Linked DNA regions of Homo sapiens: all the other regions are linked to region 2. Evidence: chromatin contacts called from ENCODE Hi-C or POLR2A ChIA-PET data. All regions are on one chromosome and are shown on one strand. Each heading gives the region's core, a stretch centred on a gene start or an enhancer-like site at or near the end of the contact. The rest is flanking DNA. Distances are from core to core; before and after follow the strand shown.

Region 1 (4,351 bases), core at 906-3,405, 300 kb after region 2:
TACAAAAAATTAGCCGGGTGTGGTAGCAGGTACCTGTAATCCCAGCTACTCGGGAGGCTGAAGCACGAGAATCACTTGAACCTGGGAGGTGAAGGTTACAGTGAGCCAAGATTGCGCTACTGTCCTCTAGCCTAGGTGACAGAGCGAGACTGTCTCAAAAACAAAAAACAAAAAACAAACAAAAAAAAAACAGTACATTAGCCAGGCATGGTGGCACATGCCTGTAGTCCTAGCTACTTGGGAGGCTAAGGTGGGAGGATCACTTGAGCCCAGAAGTTCAAGATTACAGTGAACTATGATCATGCCACTGCACTCCAGCCTGAGCAACAGAGCAGGTGTGCTGGCTTATACCTCTAATCCCAATACTTTGGGAGGCAGAGGCAGGAGTTCCGGACCAGCCTGGGTAAAATAGGGAGAGCCTATCTCTATAAAAAATGTTAAAATTTTAACTGGGCGAAGTGGCACACACCTGTAGTCCTAGCTACTTGGGAGCCTGAAGCAAGAGGATTGCTTGAGCCCAGGAGTTTGACACCACAATGAGCCATGATCATGCCACTGTACTCCAGCCTGGGTGCCAGGGCAAGACCTTGTCTCAAAAAAAAATAAAATAAAATAAAATAATAAAAAATAAAAAAAACATAGATTAACCATTCTATAATGTTAAGGAGAAAAGGATTTTTTAAGCATGACATCAAAGATAGAAACCATAAGATAAAAGGTAGATGGATTTTTCTATATAAAATTTGGAAACTTATGTAGTATTTTTTTAAAAAGCCATAATCAAAATTAAAAGACAACTAGTAAACTAGAAGATATTTCAGCATATACAAAATAGGAGTAACAATTTTAACATAAATTTTTTTAGTTTATCTTTTTTAATAAGATTTATTTAAAAGATGCAACACTCAGCCAGGCACAATGGCTCAAACCTGTAATCCCAGCACTTTGGCACGCCAAGGGGGGCAGATTGCTTGAGCTCAGGAGTTTGAGACCAGCCTGGTCAACATGGTGAAACTATGTCTCTACAAAAACTACTAAAAATTAGCTGGGGGTGGTGGTGTGCGTCTGTAGTCCCAGCTACCCAAGAGGCCAAAAGTGGGGGTATCACCTAAGCCTGGTGGTTGAGGCTGCAGTGAGCCGTGATTGTGCCACTGCACTCCAGGCTGGGTGACAGAGCAAGACCCTGTCTCCCAAAAACAAAAAAAAAAAGTACAACATTCAATTAGGAAAACTGACACAAAAATGAACATTTACAAACGAATTTTTATAAATGGCCAATAATTAAATGCAAAAATATGTCAACTGCTTTGAGAAATAGCAGGGAAGATACAAGTTGCTGCCCATTCAGCATTAGCAAATATGAGGGGAAAAGAGCACATTTATATACTGAAGTTGGAAACTGAAACTGTTCACTTCTAGAAGAAATTCAGCACTATGCATCAAAAGCACTTTGCCAATATACATTCACATATTTTCTGACCTAGATTCCAATGTAAATAAATTATCCTAAGGATTTACTCAAGGAAATGCTGAAAAATTTAGTTGCAAGAATGTTAATCACAGAGTTTATGTTTATAGTGGTGGGAAAACTCTAAGCAACCTTAATGGGCACCCAACATCCAACTGTAGGGAAAGAGTTAAATAAATCATGCTATATCCATACAATGAAATACCCATGTTGCCACCAGAAATAATATTACAGAGTCTTGGGTAAAGATGACAGCTTGAGCAAATACATTTTACTTTCACTATCTCTCAAAACTCACTCAAAAAGATACTAAAAGGATTGTTTTTTAAGAATAAATCTACAAGAATAAAAAAACAAAGGGGAAAATAACTACAGCCACAGAATTTTAAAAGCTGGAGAGCAGATGGCCCAATAGTAACTAACTGAACAGACTATCAGATGGAATCCTCAGTCAGTCGCCAGGAAAACTAGGAAACAACCTGATTTTAACACCAACCCCTCCAAAAGACTTAGAAATTGGTGGCATCAGGCAGAGAAAAGAGGGGTGAAAACGGACATCCAAATAGGAAGCCTGGGTTGAAAGAGTTAAGAAGCAGCTAAGCACCCTAAACCTTCCTCTCCCATCAAGCAACTAGTGGGCTTCCCTCGCCCCACCCTGGCATTAGACTGGAGGTGTACTCTCTGGGGAGTGAAACCGAGGATCTCTAGACTATAGAGAGTGTGGGTGGTGTTGTGAATCAGGAACATTAAATGAGCATTAACATGTTAACAATCCCCACTGCCACCACCACCACCACTTCCCAGAAAGCTGCCAACAAGGCCTACAGCCTCTAGACAAGAGACCGGAGAGGGGCCTAAACTTAGTAGTACTGGAGGTTTCACAACCAAACAGCCAAGTCAGATCATCTTGTACTACAGTTTCAGTTTATTTTAGTGAAGGAAAAAAAATCTCATTTTTTTTAACAAAACAACATACATGTTCACAGTTAATTTAAAAAAAAAAAAGTCCAGCAAGGTGCCAGGACACAAGATAATATACAAAAATCAATTGTATGTTACACTAGCAATGAACAATCTGAAAATAAGGCAAATCCATTTAAAATAGTATCAAAAAGTACAAACTACTTAGGAATGAATTTAACCAAATACATGCAAAACTTGTACACTGCAAATTATAAAACATTGCTAAAAGAATTAAAGAAAATCTAAATAAATGGAAAGACAGCTTATATTCATAGATCGGAAGACAATATTGCCAAAATGGCAGTATTTTCAAGCTGATTTACGATTCAAAATAATGTCTACCAAAATCCCAACGGCCTTTTCTGCAGAAATTGACAAGCTGATCCTAAAATTTATGTGGAAATACAAGGGACCCAGAATAGCCAAAACAATCTTGAAATAGAAGGACAAAGTTGGAACACTCACACTTAACCAACTTCAAAAATTACTTCAAACTTACAGTAATCAAGACAGCACAGAACTGGTGCAAGGACAGACATATAGGTCAATGGAATAGAATTGAAGGCATAGAAATAAACTCATACATTTCAACAAAGAAAAAACAGTCTTTTCAACAAATGTTGGAACAACTACATATCAACATATAAAAGAATGAAATTGGATGCCTATCTCACACCATGAAAACTAACTCAAAACAGATTACAGATCTAAACATAAGAGCTAGAACCATTAAACACTTCAAAGAAATCATAGGAGTAAATCTCCATGACCCTGCATTAGCTAATGATTTCTTAGATGTGACACCAGAAGCACAAGCAACAAAAGAAAAAAGAAACTGGACACGACCAAAATTTAAAAATTTTGTATTTCAAAGGACACCTTCAAGACAACCCACAGAATGAGAGAAAATATTTGCAAATCATGTACATAAGAGACTTATATCTAAAATATATAAAGAACTCTTAATTCAACAATAACAAGGTAAATAACCCAATTAAAAATGGGCAAAAGATTTAAATAGACATTTTCCCAAAGATACCCGAATGTCCAATAAGCAGAAAAAATGACAGTCGACATCACTAGTCATTAGTAAAATGCAAATCAAGACCACAAAGAGATACTGCCTCATACTCACTAGGATGGTTATAATCAAAAACACAAAAAAGAAAATGTTGGCGAGGATGCAGAGAAGTTGGAATTCTCATACATCAGCAGGGAACACAAAATGGTGAGCCACTTTGGAAAACAGTTTGGCAGTTCCTTAAAAAATTAAACACAGAGTTACCATGTGATCCAGCAACTCTGTGTATCACATGAAAACAACGGTTCACATAAAAACCTGTACACAAATTTCACAGTAGCATTATTCCTAACAGCCAAAAAGCAGAAACAATCTAAATATTCAACTAATGAATAAGTAAACAAAATGTGTTACAGCCACAATGGAATATTACTGAGCAATAAAAAGGAATGAAGAATTGATGCATGTTACAACATGGATGAACTCAAAAACATTATGTTAAACAAAAGAAGCCAGAAACAAAAGGGCACATTATGTATGATTCTATTTATATGAAATATTCAGAATATGCAAATCTATAGTGACAGAAAGTAGATTAGTGGTTGTCAAGGGCTGGGAAGAGAATGGGGACTAACAGCTAAAGGGTACAGTTTATTTTGAGGATGATGAAAATGTTCTGGAATTAGACATTGGCAATAGCTGCACAATTTTGTGAATATACTAAACACTGAATTGTACATATTAAAAGGGGAGAAAAATTCTGCCAAGGCAGGCATTATAGCAATAAGAACACTGTAAGTCATTATTGGGTAATCAATCAATTACTAAAATTAGTAAATGGAATGGATACATATATATATATATATATATATATATATATATATACACACACACATATA
Region 2 (4,446 bases), core at 1,351-3,850:
TCATCCAGGCTGGAGTGCAGTGGTGCGATCTCGGCTTACTGCAACCTCTGCCTGCCAGGTTCAAGCGATTCTCCTGCCTCAGCCTCTCGAGTAGCTGGGACAACAGGCGCATGCCACCACGCCCGGCTAATTTTTTCTAGTTTTAGTAGAGATGGGGTTTCACCGTGTTAGCCAGGATGGTCTTGATCTCCTGACCTCGTGATCCACCCGCCTCAGCCTCCCAAAGTGCTGGGATTACAGGTGTGAGCCACAGCACCTGGCCTCCCTGTAATCTTAACAATGGCACATGCTTATAGAATTTCAGTGAATCTAAGATACCATTCATTTTAAGATTCATCACTACCTTATGTACTGCTAAGAAAAAACATGTGCCAGTTTTAATTGTAAGGCCTCCTGCCCAACCCCCAAGATGTTGATGTGTGGGGAGATAGAGTTGGATCAGGATCAGTGGTTCCTAAAAATTAGGTCACACCAGAATCACCTGGTGGACCTTTAAAAACACAAATTGCAGCTGGGCATGATGGCTCATGGCTGTAATCCCAGCACTTTGGGAGGCCGAGGTGGGCAGATCACAAGGTCAGGGGATCGAGACCATCCTGGCTAACACAGTGAAACCCCGTCTCTACTAAAAATACAAAAAATTAGCAGGGCATGGTGGCACATGCCTGTAATCCCAGCTACTCGGGAGGCTGAGGCAGGAGAATCACTTGAACCCAGGAGGCAGAGGTTACAGTGAGCCAAGATTGCACCACTGCACTCCAGCCTGGGAGACAGAGCTCAAAAAACAAAACAAAAACAAACACAAATTGCTGGGCTTCAACTCTAGATTTTCTAATTCAGCAAGTCTGGGGTGTTGTCTGATAATTAGCATTTTTGATAAATTCCTACACGATGCCGATGCTGCTGGTCCAAGGACCACACTTTGAGAATCACTGGTCTAGTTGAAATACACTATAAAGCAGTGGTTTCCAACCTTTTTGGCACCAGGCAGTGGTTTTACGGAAGACAATATTTCCATGATGGTGGTGGGGAGAATGGTTTTGGGATGGTTCAAGCACATTACATTTATTGTGCACTTTATTTCTATTATTACATTGTAATATACAATGAAATAATTATACAACTCACCATAATGTATAATCAGTGGGAGCCCTCAGCTTGTTTTCCTGCAGCTAGATGGTGCCATCCGTGGGTGATGGGAGACAGTGACAGATCATCAGGCATTAGATTTTCATAAGAAGCCTGCAACCTAGATCCCTCACATGCACAGTTTACAATAGGGTTTGTGCTCCCATGAGAATCTAACAATGCCACTGATCTGACAGGAAAGGAGCTCAGGTTGTAATAGGAGCAATGAGGAGCAGCTATAAATACAGATGAAGCTCCCTTGCATGCTGGCTGCTCACCTCCTGCTGTGTGGCCCAGTTCCTAACAGGCCATGGGCTGGTACTGGTCCATGTAATGTGCTGGTACTGGTCCATGGCCTGGGGATTGGGGACCCCTGCTGTAAAGTATTTACTTGAACCAGGCAGTGTTCTAGATCTGTGCTTTTTCAAAAAGGTAGGCAGTACCTATTTAATTACAATTGATTAAAATAAAATACATTTTAGTCCTTTAGTAGCACCAGTCATATTTGAAGTGTTAAACAGCCACATGTGGCTTGTAGCTACTGCTTTGGACAGGGCAGATGTAGAACACTTTCATCATTGCATAAAATTTTATTTGGAGAGTGCTACACAAAGTGTGGTCCACAGACCAGGAGCATCAGCATCATTTGGGAGCTTATTAGAAATGTACCTTCTGAGCTTCTTCTCCATTCTGAAGCAGAATCTATATTTTAACAAGCTCTCCTGATGATTCCAATGAGCATTAAGGTTTGAGAAACAGTCTTGTAAGTTGTGCGTGAGCACACACACACACACACACGTACACAGGTGAATGAATCCTCGAAGCCACTAATGCGTACACTCTTTCATTATATCCATTTTATAGATGAGAAAACTGAGCTTAGAAAGGTTAGTGAGTTTTTCAGTATCTCACAGCTACTTAGCTTGGGACTCAGCCCAGGTCTCTCTAAATCCAAAGCCCATATACTCAACCATAGGCCCAGTGCAGGGAAATCAGAGGGCCAAAGCTAGGGCAATTTCTCATCCCCCTGACCCTCTGTGTCCGGCTTGCAGAGGAGGGCATCAGCGCAGGGACAGAGCTTCGGAGCCCATGCGAATGCGAAAGCCTCGTGGAGTTCCAGGGCCGCACGCTGGGGGCGCTCGAGAGCCTGACGCTGAACCATATCCTTTGGGGCTGGTGGCGCGGGCTGGAGGGAAAGTGAAGGGACCTCGGCGAACCCCAACGGCCTCCTTAACCGCTCACTGGCCCAGCTGACGGCGCGCCTGGAGGATCTGGAGAACCAGCTGGCCAACCAGAAGTGAGGGCCACGGACGGCCCAGACCCGGGCTGGGGCGCGGCACCACGGACGGTGCCCCTTGCGCGCCATCGGTGCGCCGGGGCCAGGCAGAACCTGGGCCCGTCCGGCTTGGGCTGTCGGGGCGGAGGCGCTGGCGGGCTTCCGGCATTGAGCTGAGTTGGCCTCGCCCGGACCATTAGGCGGACTGCGGCGTCAGGGGGATAGCGGGTGGTGAGGGAAGGGGCACGTGCTAGACCGGCACGCCCTCGCCGCGTGCTGCGCTCAGTTCTTTGTTGGATTTCTTGTTTGTGTTCTTAAAAAAATAAAAAAAACTGATTTCCACGGGGTCCGTTTTTGGGTCTTGCTGCGCCGCCTGGGGGAGGGGAAGCCAGACGGAGCGTGCTGTGGCGGCGCCCGGGCGGCGTCTCCTTGGAGAAAGGCGCATTGTGCGGGGGTCGGGCTCGGGGGCAGGAGACCCGGCGCTGCTTCCCCCTGCTTGTTTATTCAGCCGAGAACAGATGGCTCCTTATGCAGGCTGCGGGAAGGGAGGGGGCTCAACAGGAATCCTTGGGGTCTGAGTAAGTCTGCGCCACTCCATTCCCCAGCGGACTGAACGCTTCGCTCCCGGCCACGCCTATCCCATGATGCCCCCAAATCTGGCTCAAAAGCTGCTAGTACTGAGCGCTGGTAAGGGGTGCGGGGGTGGCGTTGGTGGGAAAGTGAGAGGCAGTAATTGAACCCCTAAATGGATGGGGTGGGAGTGGATAGATGAGCTTTGACCGATTTTAACTCTCTCCTGCACTAGGTAGGAAGAGAAGGAGGTATCAGCTAGGACCCCTGTCTGTCCAGCCTGTGGCCTTCCTTCTGTCATCTTATCAACCCCTCCCAAAACACCTCTATCAGCAAAGAACACAAACCAGTACCATTTCCCGAGTGCATGTAAGAAACAACGAAGTTTAAAATGCTTCCAGTCCTAGAGTGATTTGGGGAAAATTATTTTGTGTTTGTTTCCTCATCTGCAAAGTGGAGACTGGAATTGTTACCCCCAAGCGTGATGGGGAGAATCAAGGACATTCTTCTAAGGCATGTGCCTTGTACCTATCCCTCAATTAATGGTAGCTATTAACTGTTCTTATAGTAACAGCTAACATATTTAGTGTTGGGCATTATTGTAACTGATTTGCAGGTATTTTCATTTTATACTTGGAACCAGTGAAATAAGAATTATTGCCTTTATCATCCCCATTTTACAGATGAGGACACTGAGACACAGAAAGGTTAAGTTTCCAACAGTAACATAACCAGTACGAAGCTGAACCAGGATGTTTCCTATGGCTGCTCTAATAAGTTACCACAAATTGAGTGGCTAGCAACACACATTTATTACCTTACAGTTTTTAGGTCAGAAGTCTAAGATGTGTTGGCAAGGCTTTATTCCTTCTAGAGGCTTTTGTTTCCTGGCCTTTTCCAGCTTCTAGAGGCTACCTGAATTCCTTGGGTCATGGCCCTACATCACTTCAGACTCAGTTTCCATCAGCACATCTCTTTCTCTGACTCTGACCTTCCCGTCTCTGTCTTATAAGGACCCTTCTGTTTATATTGGCATGACCTTGATAATCAAAGATAATCCCATCTCAAGCTATCTTTTTTTTTTTTTGAGATGGAGTTTTTGCTCTTGTTGCCCAGGCTGGAGTGCAATGGTGCGATCTCGGCTCACTGCAACCTCCGCCTCCTGGGTTCAAGCGATTCTCCTGCCTCAGCCTCCTGAGTAGCTGGGATTACAGGTGTATGCCACCACTCCCAGCTAATTTTTTGTATTTTTAGTAGAAACAGAGTTTCTCCATGTTGGTCAGGCTGGACTTGAACTTCCGACCTCAGGTGATCCGCCTGCCTCAGCCTCCCAAAGTGTTGGGATTACAGGCGTGAGCCACCGCGCCCAGCCTCAAGCTCTCTATCTTAACCACATCTGCAAAGTCCCTTTTGTCGTGTGAGGTGAAATCACAGGTGCCGGGGATTAAAATGTGTACATCTTTGTGGGGAAG
Region 3 (4,476 bases), core at 743-3,242, 340 kb before region 2:
GAAGTGAGGAAAAAGTGATCCTAGAGGAAACACCCTCTTCCAGTCACATCATATCCTCTCACTCTCTTGTGGCCTTGGGCTTGCTGGACTTCCTGGGACTCATTATCCTAATGATAGACAGTAATCTGAACCTTACAGAGAGATTGGGGAGCATAGGATGGCGGTGCACCAAGGCTAAGGAGACCAAAGCAGTGCTTGGGGGCCTCCCACTCTTTATCTCGGGTTCTAACTGCCACCCATCTCATGCTTAATGGGTCCTTCTGACTCCAGGGTGAGAAATGTTCTCCTTAGCATCAGGAGATGCTGCACATGAGCAGTTCCTCCCCCTGGGAGTACTGGTTCAGTGAGCAAAACAGCAAGGGGCTGGGCATCCTGAGGGCTGGCAGGGATACGTGGGCCAAAGAGGGAGAGGGAGGGTAGAGAAGCATAGCCAGGGAGAGAAATTGAACACCAGGACGCAAGACAAGTGGGGCATCTGTAGGGGCCACAGTGAGCTCTCAATGATCATCTGTAGTGGCAGCAAAAGAGGTAGGATCCCTGGGCATTTGTTCTGGTTTATTTGACAGGGACAAGGGGTTCAGACAGTAGAGAGGGCGGCATTCCTGTTGATGTTCTTATGCTGGTGACTTGAGGTCCTTGTGCTTCGGATGTGGGCACAGTCTTGGATAGAGGAGTTGGGAAGCAGGATGCACATCCCAGCCCACTCTCCCACTCACAGGATGCTCATGCAAACATTCCCACAGTAGGTAGAACAGCATATGTTATTTGCTTGACAATCTCGGTGAGATTCACATAAGTGTTTGCATAGATATAGTTTAGGCTGCTGCTGGCAGACTTTGATTTCTGGGGATAGCTGTGTTTCTGACAAGGAGAATAGAACGGTAAATAAACGCAGTTTCCTAGAGAACATTTTTCTCAAGCTGAAGCCTCCTCCAAGACCCTTGAACCCAGGTCTCAGTCATGATACTCCTGGATTCCTTCTTCATAGAACTACCTTCCTGCCCATCACCAAATCCTAGTGATTGGTCATATTTTAAATCCTGTCTCTCCACTGTACACCTTACCCCATTAGACCACAATGCCTGGGCTTCCTGGACCTTCTCCACACACCAGCAATCAGAACTCCATCTCCCTTACTAGTCATGGCCTTGGTGAAGTCACCACCAAAGAATCTACAGTCTGATCCTGAGAGCTCAAAGAAGCATGAGACATCTTTCAAACTCTCTCCTAGTCTCTGAATAGTAGAATTCAGAGATGAGGATCAACATGCCTCTTGTCTCTCCCTCTCTTCTGCTCACTGTCACTGTCTCTAGTCTTCCTGCCCCTTCTTTAGTTCCCTTTCCACCACCACTCTCCTTGCCCCTTTGATGATAACCTTAACTTGGCTCTGTGTACCCCAACTTTTGCTTGTCTTATGTCCTATTTCCCTACACTTATACCCATTCTACACCTACACCTACCGTCATAACCACTTCTGAATCTTTACTCCTCACAAATGTGCATAAATCAAATAATAATTGTCTTGCTTTCCCCACTGGATTCTCAGCCCTGGTGCGCCTTTCACTATGGGATGTGCCATTTCTCTCTAAGTATTGAGAAGGAACAGCAAAATATGCAGGTTTCTTCTTCATTCCCATTACTATTCCCAGGGCCAGCTAAGGGGCTGGAGGGCCATGGTTTAGGGACAGTCCAGAGTCTACACAACATTGTGGTCAGAGCTGGATATGCAGAGAGTTTCCAACTCCTAGGTCCTACTCAGACTGGACACAGGCCCTCCATTCCCCCTACCCAATTCCCCCTCACCCATCCAGCAGCCCATCACCTACTCTGCATCCTCTTCTTGTCACGGTATCCTCCCTGGGCCTGCAGCAGCAGCACACAGAGAACCAGGACAGGCAGCAGAGTCTGGGGTGCCATGACTCTGATCAGATCGTGAGCCCTATGTCTGGCCAGGTTGTCACAGACTTCCCTGCAGAGCTGTCTACGGAGAGTGAAGGAAGGAAAGAAGGAATGATCTTTAGCTCCTCACTGCCTCTACTGGCCAAGTCGGAGCAGAGCAAGAGAGTCCTTCCTCTTTTTGCTTGCCCCTGGCCTTGTCGTTCGTCATGTGGGATAGGGCTTCCGCAGGAATGACGCCTCCTCCTTTCACATAACCAGTCTTGTGTTCTTGCCGATAGAATGAAAGATATCATTTATTTCTGCTTTCTAATTACAAAATGTTTTATGGAAAAAAGAAAAGAAAAAATATATTGTTAAAAAGAGTTGCTTAGAATTAACTGATGTTTCATTGCATTATCTTTTAGTTTCTCTCCATATTTAATATAAACAATCCTTTTAATATAAACAACTTTTGTTATCTATTTTTGCCACCCTTATTTAATCATGTAAGTATTTCTCAAAATGTGGATTTTCATAATTGCACAGCTCTCAAATGCTAATAATCAAGTATTTGTATTGTACTAATTACTAATAATCTAGAGAATGTCATATTATTTTTATTTATAAATCTTTGATTTCTTTAGACTAAGAGAGCTAGAATTCCTGAGTGAAAGAGTAAGTAGCTGTTTCATATATAAATGTATATAAACACATACACAGATATACATATACAAATTTAAACACACATAAACACACAGAAAGAGAGACTATTGTAGGGCATGGGACAGAAGGGCTAGTGGAGAAACATAGTAAATATCTTAGAGCTCAGACAGGGGGAGAGACCTATCAGTCAAAGGCTTGGCAGGCTGTCCAGGAGGAGGTGGTCACTGACCTTGAATATCATGAAGGAAATGAACTCTCAGAAGTGAAGATGTTTCTTCTTCCCTAACAGGAGAAAGAGGGGACAACCTAGGGTCACTGGACTCCCAGTAGGCATGCAAGCTGGGAAGAAGATCACCCTCTTCCTCTGATGATGATAATCTTCTAAAGATTTGAACCTCTTTCTGACATTCTGAACTCCTAATGCAGACTCCTTCAGTCCACAGTTGTAATTTACATTCAAAGGAAGCTCTCTAGCCTTTCCCCCATATCTCACCTTATGCACCTTCCTCTGTATCCTTTGCGATATCCTTTATAATTCAAAAATTCTGATATTTGTACCTATAGTTTACAGAGTGGTATTTGACCCTTCCCAAAGGCTCTCTCTTTCCTAGTTTTTCTTTTTGTCCACTCATAAATGAACAATTTAGAGACTGGACACTGTCATAACTATCCTAGCAAAGAGGGGTTATATAGAGGAGAATCATCATCTCAAATAGAAGCTGCATTTTCCTTACCCAAGCATCTTGCAGCCAGTGCCACAATGTAAATATTTTGGCTAACAGACTTGTCACTACTAGGTCAAGACCCTAAGAAGATGGCAAGTCTCTTTCACACTCTTTTTCTTTTCCACCAGCTCAGTATAGATGACAACAAGGTTCTAGAGCCTAGTGAAGCCAAAAGGTGAAAGGAGCCTGGGTCCTTGACTTCTTTTATCACATGAAAAAAGGATACCCATTGTTTTAGAATACTCATTTTGAATTATTATTTGAGCAAGAAATAAAAAGTATATTGTATTTCAGTTATTATGTGATGGAGGCTTTCTGTTAAAGCAGTCTAGTCAACATTGTGGCAGGCTCAAGTACTGACATTTATAAGGGGAAAGATTTATGGGTATATAGAAGGTCTATACTTTATACATTCAAATTATTGATAGAGTAGTAAATTTAGTAAAGAGATGGGTAATTTGAACATTATGATTAATAAGCTTGACTTAATTAAAATATACAGAAGTCTGCATAGAAAAACTAGAGGAACACATTTTTCTCAAGCACAAATAAAACATGTACAAAAAGTGACTATACATTAGGCTATAAAAAAAGTCTGAACAAAATTTTAAAGAATTACATCACAAAGGACATAGTTTCAGACTATAATGGAAATAATTAGAAATTAGTCTAAAAAAAGACAATTACTCAAAACTGAACAGAAATTTCAAATTAAAATATATAAGTCAGAGCTTCCAGGTGGCTACCACTGAACACTTAGAGGTTGTTGGAGAGCAGCATGCTCATGGAGGGCATGGAAGCTCTCTAGCCTTTCCCCATATCTCACCTTATGCACCTCTTCCTCTGTATCCTTTGTGATATCCTTTATAATTCAAAAACCTAGAGGAAATGGATAAATTCTTGAACACATACAACCTACCACACTGAACCAAAAAGAAACAGAAGAACCTGAACAGACGAATAACAAGTAAGGAGATTGAATCAGTAATAAAAAGTCTCCCCTGAAACAAAAGTCCAGAACCATATGGCTTTACCACCAAATTCTATGACCCTTTAAATATAAATTAATACCAATTCTTCTCAAACTATTCCAAAAAATTGATGCGGCAGGAATTCTTCTTAGCTCAATTTTATGAGGCCCACATAACCTTAATACCAAAACCAGACAATAACAAGACAGCATAAAGAAACCCACAGGCCAATATTCCTG

What was found. A loop is a pair of places that touch in the nucleus more often than their neighbours do. ChIA-PET counts read pairs that join two places held with the same protein, here RNA polymerase II (POLR2A). Pooled maps may share reads with other maps.
Region 1: a loop to region 2 is called in a map of left ventricle myocardium superior, with 4 times the contacts of the local background. The contact joins two enhancer-like sites. A Hi-C loop is called at or near these places in 4 of 168 maps with a recorded cell type or tissue (head of caudate nucleus, heart right ventricle, left ventricle myocardium superior and 1 more) and 1 of 50 pooled maps.
Region 3: a pooled map shows a loop between it and region 2 (2.7-fold over the local background). The contact joins the promoter of WFDC10A here to the enhancer-like site in region 2. A Hi-C loop is called at or near these places in 1 of 50 pooled maps. POLR2A ChIA-PET finds 5 or more read pairs at or near these places in 2 of 52 experiments (WTC11 and activated CD4-positive, alpha-beta T cell).

The regions. Positions count from the first base shown.
Region 1 is chr20:44,988,520-44,992,870 of GRCh38, reverse strand. The region is part of intron 5 of STK4 (serine/threonine kinase 4); the gene reads right to left. Among named protein-coding and RNA genes, the nearest start is that of STK4, 24 kb to the right of the region's middle. Within about 2 kb of position 2,155, at least 7 of the 41 ENCODE cell types and tissues checked have a DNase peak (open chromatin) inside an H3K27ac peak, as active enhancers do.
Region 2 is chr20:45,291,750-45,296,195 of GRCh38, reverse strand. MATN4 (matrilin 4) reads left to right here. Exons shown (of 10, transcript NM_001393530.1): 9 at 2,181-2,288; 10 at 2,371-2,746. The coding sequence ends at 2,429. Among named protein-coding and RNA genes, the nearest start is that of RBPJL, 13 kb to the left of the region's middle. RefSeq lists a silencer at 2,309-2,368. Within about 2 kb of position 2,600, at least 15 of the 41 ENCODE cell types and tissues checked have a DNase peak (open chromatin) inside an H3K27ac peak, as active enhancers do.
Region 3 is chr20:45,627,255-45,631,730 of GRCh38, reverse strand. WFDC10A (WAP four-disulfide core domain 10A) reads right to left here and starts at 1,992. Exons shown (of 2, transcript NM_080753.3): 1 at 1,827-1,992; 2 at 535-861. The coding sequence starts at 1,917. The coding sequence ends at 713. WFDC9 (WAP four-disulfide core domain 9) reads left to right here and starts at 447. Exons shown (of 5, transcript NM_147198.4): 1 at 447-528.